Regions from separate parts of the Homo sapiens genome. Here region 1 is linked to region 2. A link is a loop called in an ENCODE intact Hi-C map of the cell type or tissue named here. Cell type or tissue: gastrocnemius medialis. All regions are shown on one strand. Each heading gives the region's core, and the rest is flanking DNA. Links, peaks and the distances in the headings are about the cores only.

What was found. A loop is a pair of places that touch in the nucleus more often than their neighbours do. Peaks named below come from ENCODE experiments on the same cell type or tissue, not always from the same donor. Only the 100,000 strongest peaks of a DNase experiment are listed, where the experiment ranks them.
Region 1: a loop joins it to region 2, with 5 times the contacts of the local background. A loop is called at or near these places in 2 of 110 quality-filtered maps.

The regions. Positions count from the first base shown.
Region 1 is chr9:26,122,101-26,127,490 of GRCh38, reverse strand. No RefSeq gene overlaps it. Among named protein-coding and RNA genes, the nearest start is that of LINC03106, 58 kb to the right of the region's middle. In gastrocnemius medialis, for the core only: no CTCF peak of the experiment used is centred there; no DNase peak of the experiment used is centred there.
Region 2 is chr9:26,062,699-26,068,088 of GRCh38, reverse strand. LINC03106 (long intergenic non-protein coding RNA 3106) reads right to left here and starts at 1,414. Exons shown (of 7, transcript NR_170894.1): 1 at 1,263-1,414. In gastrocnemius medialis, for the core only: no CTCF peak of the experiment used is centred there; no DNase peak of the experiment used is centred there.

The DNA.
Region 1 (5,390 bases), core at 113-5,112, 59 kb before region 2:
AAAAAAGTCAACTAAAAATTCTGATACTACATAGATAGAGTCTGAGTTTAACCTTGGAAAATGATTGGAAAATCTCCACCCATCTTTCATAAAGCGGTGGCTTATTTTTCCTGCTTGTGTAATCGTGATACACAAATCACATATAAACAGACTCATCCAAGGGTCATTATCATCAATTACAGAGCGTTCTAACAACATTCTATCTCGGAAAGCTTCATAGTTTTCTCAAGTGTGATTTCTTTCCCTTTTCTTCTTGAGATGAAACACAGATCGGTATAGTTGATATCAGTGCTGTTACTTGGCATAAAACCATTTTCTATCTGACCATTATCCTATAAAATAATCCCATTATTGCGTGAATTTTAGAATTGACTTTATCCTTTTTCAAACCTCAGTCCCTTAAGGCAGTCTTTGGAGTAGATTTTAGTACTAGTCTCTTTAATATTTGTAAAAACTTTTAAAAATTGTCACATTTACCTGAGATAAAGTTAAACATACTAATAAAGAGGTCAAGTTCATTTGCTTTAAGTTAGAATTATATTAATAAACTTCATAAACCTAGTTATTTGACAGAAGTCTCTGATTAGAAGTTGTAGATGTGATTAAGAAAACTTTTGGAAAACAAATTCTTACAGATTTCAGATTATTTAGAAAACAAATGTTTTTAAACATTGAGATTGGCAAGAGTTGTAGATACGATGTTGATGCTACACAGAAGCAACTTCTGATTTATTTACAGCGACAAGAATGCTTGCTAGGTAAGGGATGGAATGCGTTAGAATGTCTGTCCCATTTGAACCTTCTTCTCAGAAACTGGCTCCTGTTACTCATCTTTGTTGAGTGGGTAATAGGCTGTATCACCCAGTGCTTTTGACCATAGATCATTGAAGAGAGGGTGGGAGAAAGAGAAAGAGAGAAGAAGGAGGAGGAAAACAAGAAAAGGAGAGAGTGACCTTATTAGAATAATCTCGTAAAAATAATGAACTCTCCTAGAGCATTTAAACAGAAAAAATATGCACTAATCCTGTTAGGCAACGTATCTTGTAGACAGTTGTTTCTAGACTGGATTTTTTTCTTGCCTTTTGTCATGTTCTTATGATAGTAATTTTGTCACTCATACAGCACTGAGATTTGTTATAATAGATTCCTTTTTTTTTTCTTTGAGATGGAGTCTTGCTCTGTTGCCCAGACTGGAGTGCGGTGGTATGATCTCGGCTCACTGCAACCTCCCCTTCCTGGGTTCAAGCAGTTCTCCTGCCTCAACCTCCCAAGTAGCTGGGACTACAGGCACCTGCCACCAGGCCTGGCTAATTTTTGTATTTTTAGTAGAGATGGGGTTTTACCACATTGGCCAGGCTTGTCTCGAACTCCTGACCTCAAGTGATCTGCTCGCCTCGGCCTCCCAAAGTGCTGGAATCAAAGGTGTGAGCCACCGCGCCTGGCCGATTTGTTATAACAGATTTCTCTTTACACATATTCAAGGCCTCTAAGAAGAAAAGAAAAGAGAAGAAAAGAAAAATACGAAAAGCAACAGCATTAACACACTCCCCACTTACCCATAACAACTGGCTTTGCTTGGCTTAAAATGAATATGGCATCATATTATGAGCTCTACAAGCAATAGCTGTGGTTTTTCATTTTTCTTATGCAGTTTCGGTTTCTTATTTGTAAAGTTTTAGAAACATTTGGGTCAGTTAAAAATAGGCAATAAGAGGAATACTAGCTAACATTTGGATCACATACTATTTTCCAGATAACTGTGCTCCCAGAACTGTAATTTGAGAAACTGAGGCTAAGTCACATTAAAGATGTACAGCTAATAATAAATGCTGGGCTTAAATTGGAAGCCAGGTAGTCTGACTCCAGAGCCCACCAAGCAACTATGGTTCCTAGGATATTTGACCATGTATGCTTCTAAGAGTCTTTAGAGATTGCTAGGACTCTAACATTGACAGACTTTTTTTTTTTTTTTTTTTTTTTTTTGCGTATTTTAACCATTTATATATCTGAGGAAGTTAACACGTGTATTTTATATTCCAAGGAGTAATCTCACTGTCAATTTTTTTTCCTCTGTTAAGCATAGGTTTTTCACATATTTCTTACAGAATATGAATCCCAATTTTCAGATAACCCAGCTCATCCAGTGTTAGTAGAAACATGTCTGTCTTATCCTAGATTTATTCAGTCTTTGAAGTAACTACAATAGTGTCTCATTAAATTCCCACTTAGAAGGTCAAAATGAGAAAATAATTCAGAGTCCACTGTACTTGGAGAGCAGCTTGGATGTATTTACTCATCAAATTAGCCATAGCCTCTTCTTCACAATTGACCTATTTAAGTCTTACATCTATCCTCTATTTTTTTTTCCAATATGGTGAAAAGTTTTAGTCTATAGTATTGGTAAGCAATGACAGCTGTTCATAATATGGATCAATGTATGTAAGGATTAATAATTATTAAGAAATGTTTAAAACCATTGCTTTTACCTCTCTTGAAGTGGAACAGAAAGTGAAGGTTAATTGCTTAAGTAATGGGTCTGACTACCCAAAGGTAATACAAAGCAATTATTTCTTCACTTTGCAACTTTCAATGCAAGGCCAAGACTTTCATAACTCATTAGGTCTAAGTAACTGGCAGTTTACAAATCACCAAGAATAAACTTGAATGTTCTCTGTAGCACTCAAGATATATTATGTGTCACTGCATTTACTCAAAGGACAAATAAATATTTACATGTGCTTCTTTGAATACTCTTTTTTTTTAGTGAGAGGGTCTCACTGTCACCCAGGCTGGGTGCAGAAGCATGATCATAGTTCACTGCAGCCTTAAATTCCTGGCCTCAAGTGTCCCTTACCCTCAGTCTCCCGAAGTGCTGGGATTACAGGCGTAAGCCACCATGCCTGGCCTGAATACTCTTTATATGAAGAAATTTCTTGATCTTTTGAAAAAAATATGATCACTTGCTTACATCTTATCTTAAAGCTGGAGAAAAAGGAAAAGGAAAATAGTCCTTGACTTTTATCTGTTTGTTCATTGAGTATCTCCTGAATGTCTACAGGGGTGGTGTTTACACAGTGGTCAAGCATGTGGACTCTGAGGTAGCAGAGACCAAGTAGGATGTTGCCAATGCGGGATCCTAGGTCCGTGGGCCATACTCTCTACCTCTCAGCCTCCCAATTTACAAAACAGGTTTAATAATGTGACTGATTTTGCGTAGTTTTGAGAATTGAATGAGATCATGTTCTAAAAGCCCCTATCAGATACTTGTGGCAAAGATGAAGCACTCAATAAAATGTAAGAGATTATTATGCTAGAGTCTAGAACACATCAAATGCTTAATACAACTCTGAGGAAGAAGCTACTCATGAGGAGTTTATGTTAACGTCTGTGTAGAAATAGGATGCATAAAAAAATAGCCCCTGCCTTCTTGAAACTTGTACTGTGAGAGTGACGGAATACAGATAAGTAAAGGTGGAGGGTGGGGAGAAAGAAATAAAATACCATATGAATTTAGGAAAGGAGAACCAGTTCACACATCTGGGTGAAGCTACAGGGAAAATTTCATGAAGGGGATTACTCTGAATGGAAACATGAAAAAAAAGAATAGTATTTGTGTTTGTGGAAATAACACCCTGAGAGTGAAGATTTTTCCCAGGGTTCTGCCTTCAGCTGAAGGTGTGCATTGTTATGATACCTGGAAGGAAATAAATATTTCTTTCTAAGAATTCACATGAGTTCCTCACCTAAGTGCAATAGTTGTAGCAATTACACAAATCTGGGGAGTTGGCTAAGACTTTTATGGACTTCAGTAAGGAAAATTAAAACCAACATTAAAAAATGTCTTTCGGACTGGGCACGGTGGCTCACTCCTGTAATCCCAGCACTTTGGGAGGCCGAGGTGGGCAGATCACGAGGTCGGGAGATCAAGACCTTCCTGGCTAACATGGTGAAACCCCATCTCTACTAAAAATGCAAAAAAAAAAAAAAAATCAGCTGGGCGTGGTGGTGGGCGCCTGTGGTCCCAGATACTCAGGAGGCTGAGGCAGGAGAATGGTGTGAACCTGGGAGGTGGAGCTTGCAGTGAGCCGAGATCGTGGCACTGCACTCCAGCCTGGGTTAGAGAGTGAGACTCCATCTCAAAAAAAAAAAAAAAAAAAAAGGTCTTTCAGAATTCTCTAGCTTGTCAAAGTAACTTGTGCAAGTCTCGTACCAAAAACTGGCAAGGGCAGGATTGAAAATTCTGATTTTAAAGAGTGCATTTTTAATTACTATATTTCCTAGGTTGCCTGTGAAGGAATTATTTCTTGAAAAAAAACCACACAGTATATTCATACGTGTATACATTTACATAGGATAAATAAGGTTTTTCTTATTTATTTTTCATTATAATTTAGCTGTCCACTTGTTATAAGACCAAAAAAACATCTTTCCCATTTTCGATTGAGTTTTAAGAATCTATTCTATACTGGTACATTTTTGCTAATGTTCAAATCAGAATATATTGAGAGAGACTTGGAAATACAAGTATCTCTTTATGTCTGGAGAGATGTAAGTACATATAACTGATTGTGACTTAGCTAGTAAATATAATCAACTAAACTGTTGAACCAGTGATGCTGTTTATCAAAATTATCCAGTAATTATGTTTTGCTTTATCTTCATGTATTGGCCAATTCCCTGGCCGTTCTGGTTCCCTCAAGGGACAATGTGGTACAGCAGAAGGGGCATGTCTTCATGCAAGAGTCAAGTCTGGATTTAAGCCCCTAATAGTTGTGTTACTTTCAGCAAATTATTAAATTTCTTTATGCTTCAGATTTCTCATCTTCTAAGATGGGGCAAAAATATATATTCTATAGTTATTCTAAGGTTAAAGCTGATATTGCATATGCAGTACTTAGTAATATATTTGGTACAGATATATTTTTAATAAGGTACTTAAAAAGTTAAAACTATTGTTTTTTTAATCTTGAACTTCTTTTGCACTTTTTGTAACTTTTTCTTAGATACTTATATTTTATAACAAATAATAACTACTTTCTGGGTTTTTTTATAATGACTAAATATAAATAATAAATGTAGACAGCTTAGCACCTGGTAGAGTCTCTGTGAACATTAGACCCCTTCTCTTCTCTTCTCATAATTCACATTAAAATGAATTCTAGTCATCTTCATTTTTTTCCTTATTTGTGTGTATATCTCTACCATCTATGACAATATGCTTAGCTTGTATGCAATGTGAATTTTCCAATTTTTAACCTTAATAGTAAAGGAAGAGAAAAGCCCATGCTAAATACAATCTTAACAGTGAAGAAAGAAAAGATATCATGCAAAATGTAATCGCAGCAGGACAAGAATAAACCACTTTTCAGGCAAAGAGATGATGAACTTAA
Region 2 (5,390 bases), core at 178-5,177:
CCAAATCATAAGGAGATAGTAGGATATAGGATATTTTATAAGCAATTCTGTTTGGTATATGTTTAGTTTTATTCTCCTAGAGGTCCACAGCTAGGATTGCAATTAGTCACTTCACAAAGCTCCAAGAACACCTGACAGTGTTGTTTATTTTGCACATTTTACCTCACCTCTTGCTGAAACAGACTCTATCTCCACTTGCTACAGGGGGTGTGTAGCTTAAGTTGAGCCATTTATAAGATCACAGTTCTGACTTCTGTGATTGGTCCAGGCAGTAAACATATGATCAAAGTAGACCAATCAGAATAATTTGCATTTTTTGTTAAATACTGAAGCTAGGAAAGAGAAGTTCTATTTTTTTTCCTGTTAACTAGTTATAAGACTATGACAAGAATTGCCAGCAGGCTTATTCGCTGTAATGTGGATAATCCTGAAGATAAGAAATAACTGCTAGTGGAGGGGAGAGAGAAAGAGAAAGATTTTAAAACCATAGGTTTTTGAGTTATTTAGTACCTATTGATTTTCCTTTGTCAGGCCACTGCAATGTCATTTCAATAAACACCTTAACCCCTTTTATTCTTAGGTAATTCAAGTTGATTATCTGTCATTTGGAGCTAAGAATGATGAGCTTAACATTATGGCATAACATTATAGAATAAAGTAATGCTGTAAATTGCAATCAGGGGGTAGATAAGGAAGTGAGAAAATGCAGCTTGCAATGGAAAAAACCCAGGAGCCACTAGAAATGAGTTAAATACATAATAAAAATGTGTTTATTGTAATTTTTTATATATATTTTAGATGCTTGAAAATACAAGCTGTTAAGGGGATTGTGTTAAAGAAAGAATGAACATCTCTTGAAAAATTAGTTATCTCCAGGAACTTATCATCTAGTTTTGTCTTTAACCTTATGGAATTATTTTTGTTTCCATTTTACAGTAAAAAAAAAAAATCTGAAAATTTAGGAGAATAAGTGTTTTGGTCAAGATCACACCGCTGGGAAGTGCTATGGTACAAGAAAACCTAGATTGCAGGTATATATGACAAGCCGAAGTTTTGTCCAATAAATATACCACAAAATTTACATGGAATTAATGAAGGAGGTGATCAATAATGTTCCTGAGTGAAATTATTCTCAGTGTAATCTTGGCCAGAATCATGACATCAGAAAATGTTAAATACAGAAAGAATATGTAAAATGATTTAGCCTGGTTCTCTCCTTTCATAGTTCAAGAAACACAACTCAGAAGGGCTAGTGAACTTACCTCAGGTCCAATACCCCTTTATTTGGAGTGTGTTCATGCATGAGTGGTCTCTCAAATTCTCTGCCAATCTGGAGAGTCTCTGTGTTCTTCTGATTTCACAGCATGAGAATGCCTTATGTCTTCCACATAGAGCAATGCCAGTGAAACTGCAAGAAGGGATACTTTTAAAATGAACCTTTTAAATTTAATTCTTTAGTATTTGTATGAGCAGAATGCAAATGGTGTCAACTCTATTATTTTCTGCACAAAATGTTCCTTGCTCAGGGCCAAATCAGGGGTAGGAAATATGGAACTGTGCCCCAAGCACCTCAAGGGCAGCTGGCCACTTCTATTTCTAGATCCCAAACACCTGCATTTCTCAAAAGCTGGTGCTGTTTCAGAAGAGACGTTTGGAAGTCATCAACATACTGCTTACTTACTGTGGATTTGAAAACCTTGAAATGTCAAGTTTTAGCTTGAGGCCAAGCTGAATTTTTGAGCCCTCATACTGATGGGTGATGAGATCATTTACATTGGATTATACCTCTGGTGTGTGAGCAATTCAGTAAATGATGAATACAGTGGGAATTACTGCAGTACATCTGCTGGACACTTTTATAGAATAGCTCTCTCATCTCACCTCCTAGGTGTGCAATCTTCAATCAGGAAACGTATTTGAAGCAGGAAATCAGTTCTCTAGGGCTATATCATCTGCTTTCGTCTCTTTTTTTTGTGGAGTGTAATTTTGTCCACTGCTATGTCGCAAAGTAGACAACCATAGGACAATGATTCATGGCTAGAAAATAATGCAATTTTAAAAATGCCACCAAAGTTACAGCAGATCATTTTCTGACTGTTGTTGGGAAATAATGAATAACATTTTGTGAAAGAAAAATAAAAGAGACAGAGGAATTAATTTTTTAAAAAATAAAGAAGTTAGGCACTGACTGAGCTAAATGCTGGGAATTCAGTCAGTTGTAACACGAATGTGTCCCTGGTTCTTACCAAGCTTTCAACCCAGCTGTAATGTTAGTTGATTTTAATAGGCAATTTTAATGTGATAATTGCTGCTGAAAGTTAAATAAACAGTATTAAAGCAATAAATAGTAAAATAATTTAACTTAGTTAAGATGACCTTGCAATTTGTCCCTGAATAAGCTATATTTAAGCTGATTCCTGCATTAGGTGAATATTGAGGATGGTAATATTGAATGTTTTCAAAGAGAAATGCAAATGTGTGGGATTAGTATTGAAATAAAACCAAGACAGTAGGGGCAATCCAAACAGGACAGTAAAAGTGGAAGCATTTATTCAGGCAACCATTATATTGAGTCCTGTGCTTCTACCTTTGCTGGCTGTGTAATGTGGGTTATTTTGGGTGGCTTCTATTTGCTTTTTATGAACACATTAATTTCTCCATGCATTCAGTAATCCTGTATTGATTGTTTCATATGTTTCTAGCGCTGTGATAGTCACTAGTCCTTTGAGCTGGAAGCTAGATTTTATCTAAATTTTTGTTACTTTAAAGTCAAACATTTTATGAACTTGGAGTTATATTTTCATGCTAATAAAAGATATGTGATTACAATGGCTTAAACATTTTCTGGTAGATGTCTAGATGTAGCCTGTTGTGGAGAAATAAAAGCTCTCTGTATTCCTCAGTACTCTTATATAATGTCCTAGCTTCCTGACTCATAGACATTTTACAGTATATACAATGTTTTCCCTTTCCCTAGGAATATTTTACTCTTCACTTATGAGAATTAGATCTGTGGCCATTTATCTGCTTGATTGCTCTGATCTGAGAGTGCCAAATGGTTATAGTTTGGACTAGGTTTTTACATTAAGACTCAAGGTGTCAGGGAGACTAGAACAATATCTCCTTAAAGTATTTCCATTTTAGGAAAGATGAAGCCCAGACCTCGAAGACATCTTTGTGTCTTAGAAGTTTAAAAGATACCCAGTGATTTGTCTAGCACCCAGAAGGATGTATTTACATTTCAAAAGGTTAGAGTGAGAAGTCAGGATCTTTTCTATCTAATCTCAAAGGGATCATTATTCCATCCACAAAATTTTTTTCTCTTCTTTCAGGAGGAATGTGATGGCTGCCTTTTTTCTGAACATAAATGGAGAAAAAAATGTCTGTTTCTCACCTATGGAATATCCAGCTGCTAGCATAGAACATTTGACCTGGCTTTTGCCAAGTCACTCCCAGAATAAGGTCTAGGGTCAAGGGGAGTGAGGTGATAAACTTATTTACTATGAGGTAATTTATAAGAACTCAGTCTGTGATCCACAGTACCTTGTGTTCACAGTTAAAATAAAATTAATAAACATGAATATTAAAAATTAAACATCAGTTCAGAACTGGTATGATAATATCAAGAAACGATTAAGAAGCCAAGTTTCATCTATTGTTGCTTAGTCTTCAGGGTTCCTATCTTCAGGGTCGTGATATGGTTTCTGGAGCATCAATGTTTACAATCATGTTCTATGCAAGAAATAGGGAGAATGCAAAGAGGCAAAATAAGATGTTTGGATGTCCCTCCGTAAACCACTTAGATTTAACTGATTATCCCTATCTGCAGGAGAGGCTGAAGAATATAGTTTTACTTTCATTTGAACACAGTATAGAGGGGCTATGAACAAAGATTCAAATGGAGAGTATCAGTCTCTCTTTCAACCATACCGTTTAAAAAAGATGAAAACTTATGGAAAATTGAAATTATTTTAGAGCAAACCCCTTGTTTTCCTGTGTATTCTAAGGCCACATATAGCTAGAGTGATTTGATCAAGAACATAGGTAATTTGATGAATGACTGCCTTCCCAACTGACTCCCTCTGCATAGGTCTTCCTGCTTTATTTGCAAAACTCTATGTGTTCAAATATTTGATAGTTTAGCAGAAAAGGTAATGTTTCCATAAGATTATGTACAGACTCTGTGCATGTAATTCAATATGCTAATACACGTAATAAAAAATTTAAAAATAGGGCATTTGTCAGGAGTTTCTGGTTTACTGTTTTTGGAAAAGTTATGATTCCTAACATAGTTTCTCCTGAATCACTTGTTATTCCAATGTTGGAAAATGTATTAAGAACGACATTTTAACATCATTGAAGCATGTGTTTGGCCAGGTTGTAGATGAAGTTAGAAAGTTTCATTTAATATGTTTTTTGAACTATATTCATTAATTATTTCATTCAGTAAGTATCTGAGACCTATGTTTTGTCAGGCATTGAACTAGACACCTGCTTTATACTAAGTAACCTGTAACTATTGTCAGTGAAGGTAAAGGCAGATGCTCATAAATCCTTTATTCTTCAGAAAGGTAGAATTATTTATTGACTAAATATTCAAGCATCTCTGGAATGAATTGTTTTACTAAGTTATGAATAAAATCTCAAATAGAGAGTTTGTATTTTCAATATTCATTAATAAGCCATGTACCCTTAATATTGTACTGATGTTTCTGTTCCGGCATTTGAATTAGGATCTTGGCAAGCTATTCTTGTAATAACCATGCTATTAAAAAGCGAAGTAGCACTTTTGTATTGTATTTTTGTAAATATCTATTTAAAAGTGAAAACACAACAATCTGGCTTGATCATGGGTAACATACATTATTATTAACAGTCCATTCTTCATTCTTTCTACTAATATTGATCTAAATACAAACTCAACATTAAGTGGTATATAAAGAAAAACATAAGATGAACTTAGTTTGAAATCCCAGCTCTACCACTTGTAAGCTATGCAATAACTGAATGTTATTTGATCTGCCTGATCTTTTGTTCTTCAACAAAGACAGAAAAGGAGGTTGGGGGAAGAGGGAGGAGATATCCTTCCCTTGGGATTATAATTAAGAATTAATTTGTTTAGTACATGGCTTTTTGAGAATTAAAAATAATAGATGGACAATGTTTAGCAGGATGTTTAGTATATAGTAGGTCCTCAGTAAACAGTAGAAATTATTCCAACACATTCTAATTCTCTCCCTCGCGCTCTTTTGTTTCCTCCCCACCGCTTTTTCCTCCTTTAAATATACTACAAATGTAGTTTCATAATGTCTTTTCTCTCTTAATGGAATTATCGATGTGTAATATCAAAATCTAAACCAAAAGGGCATTTGTGAGGACAGAGGAAATTA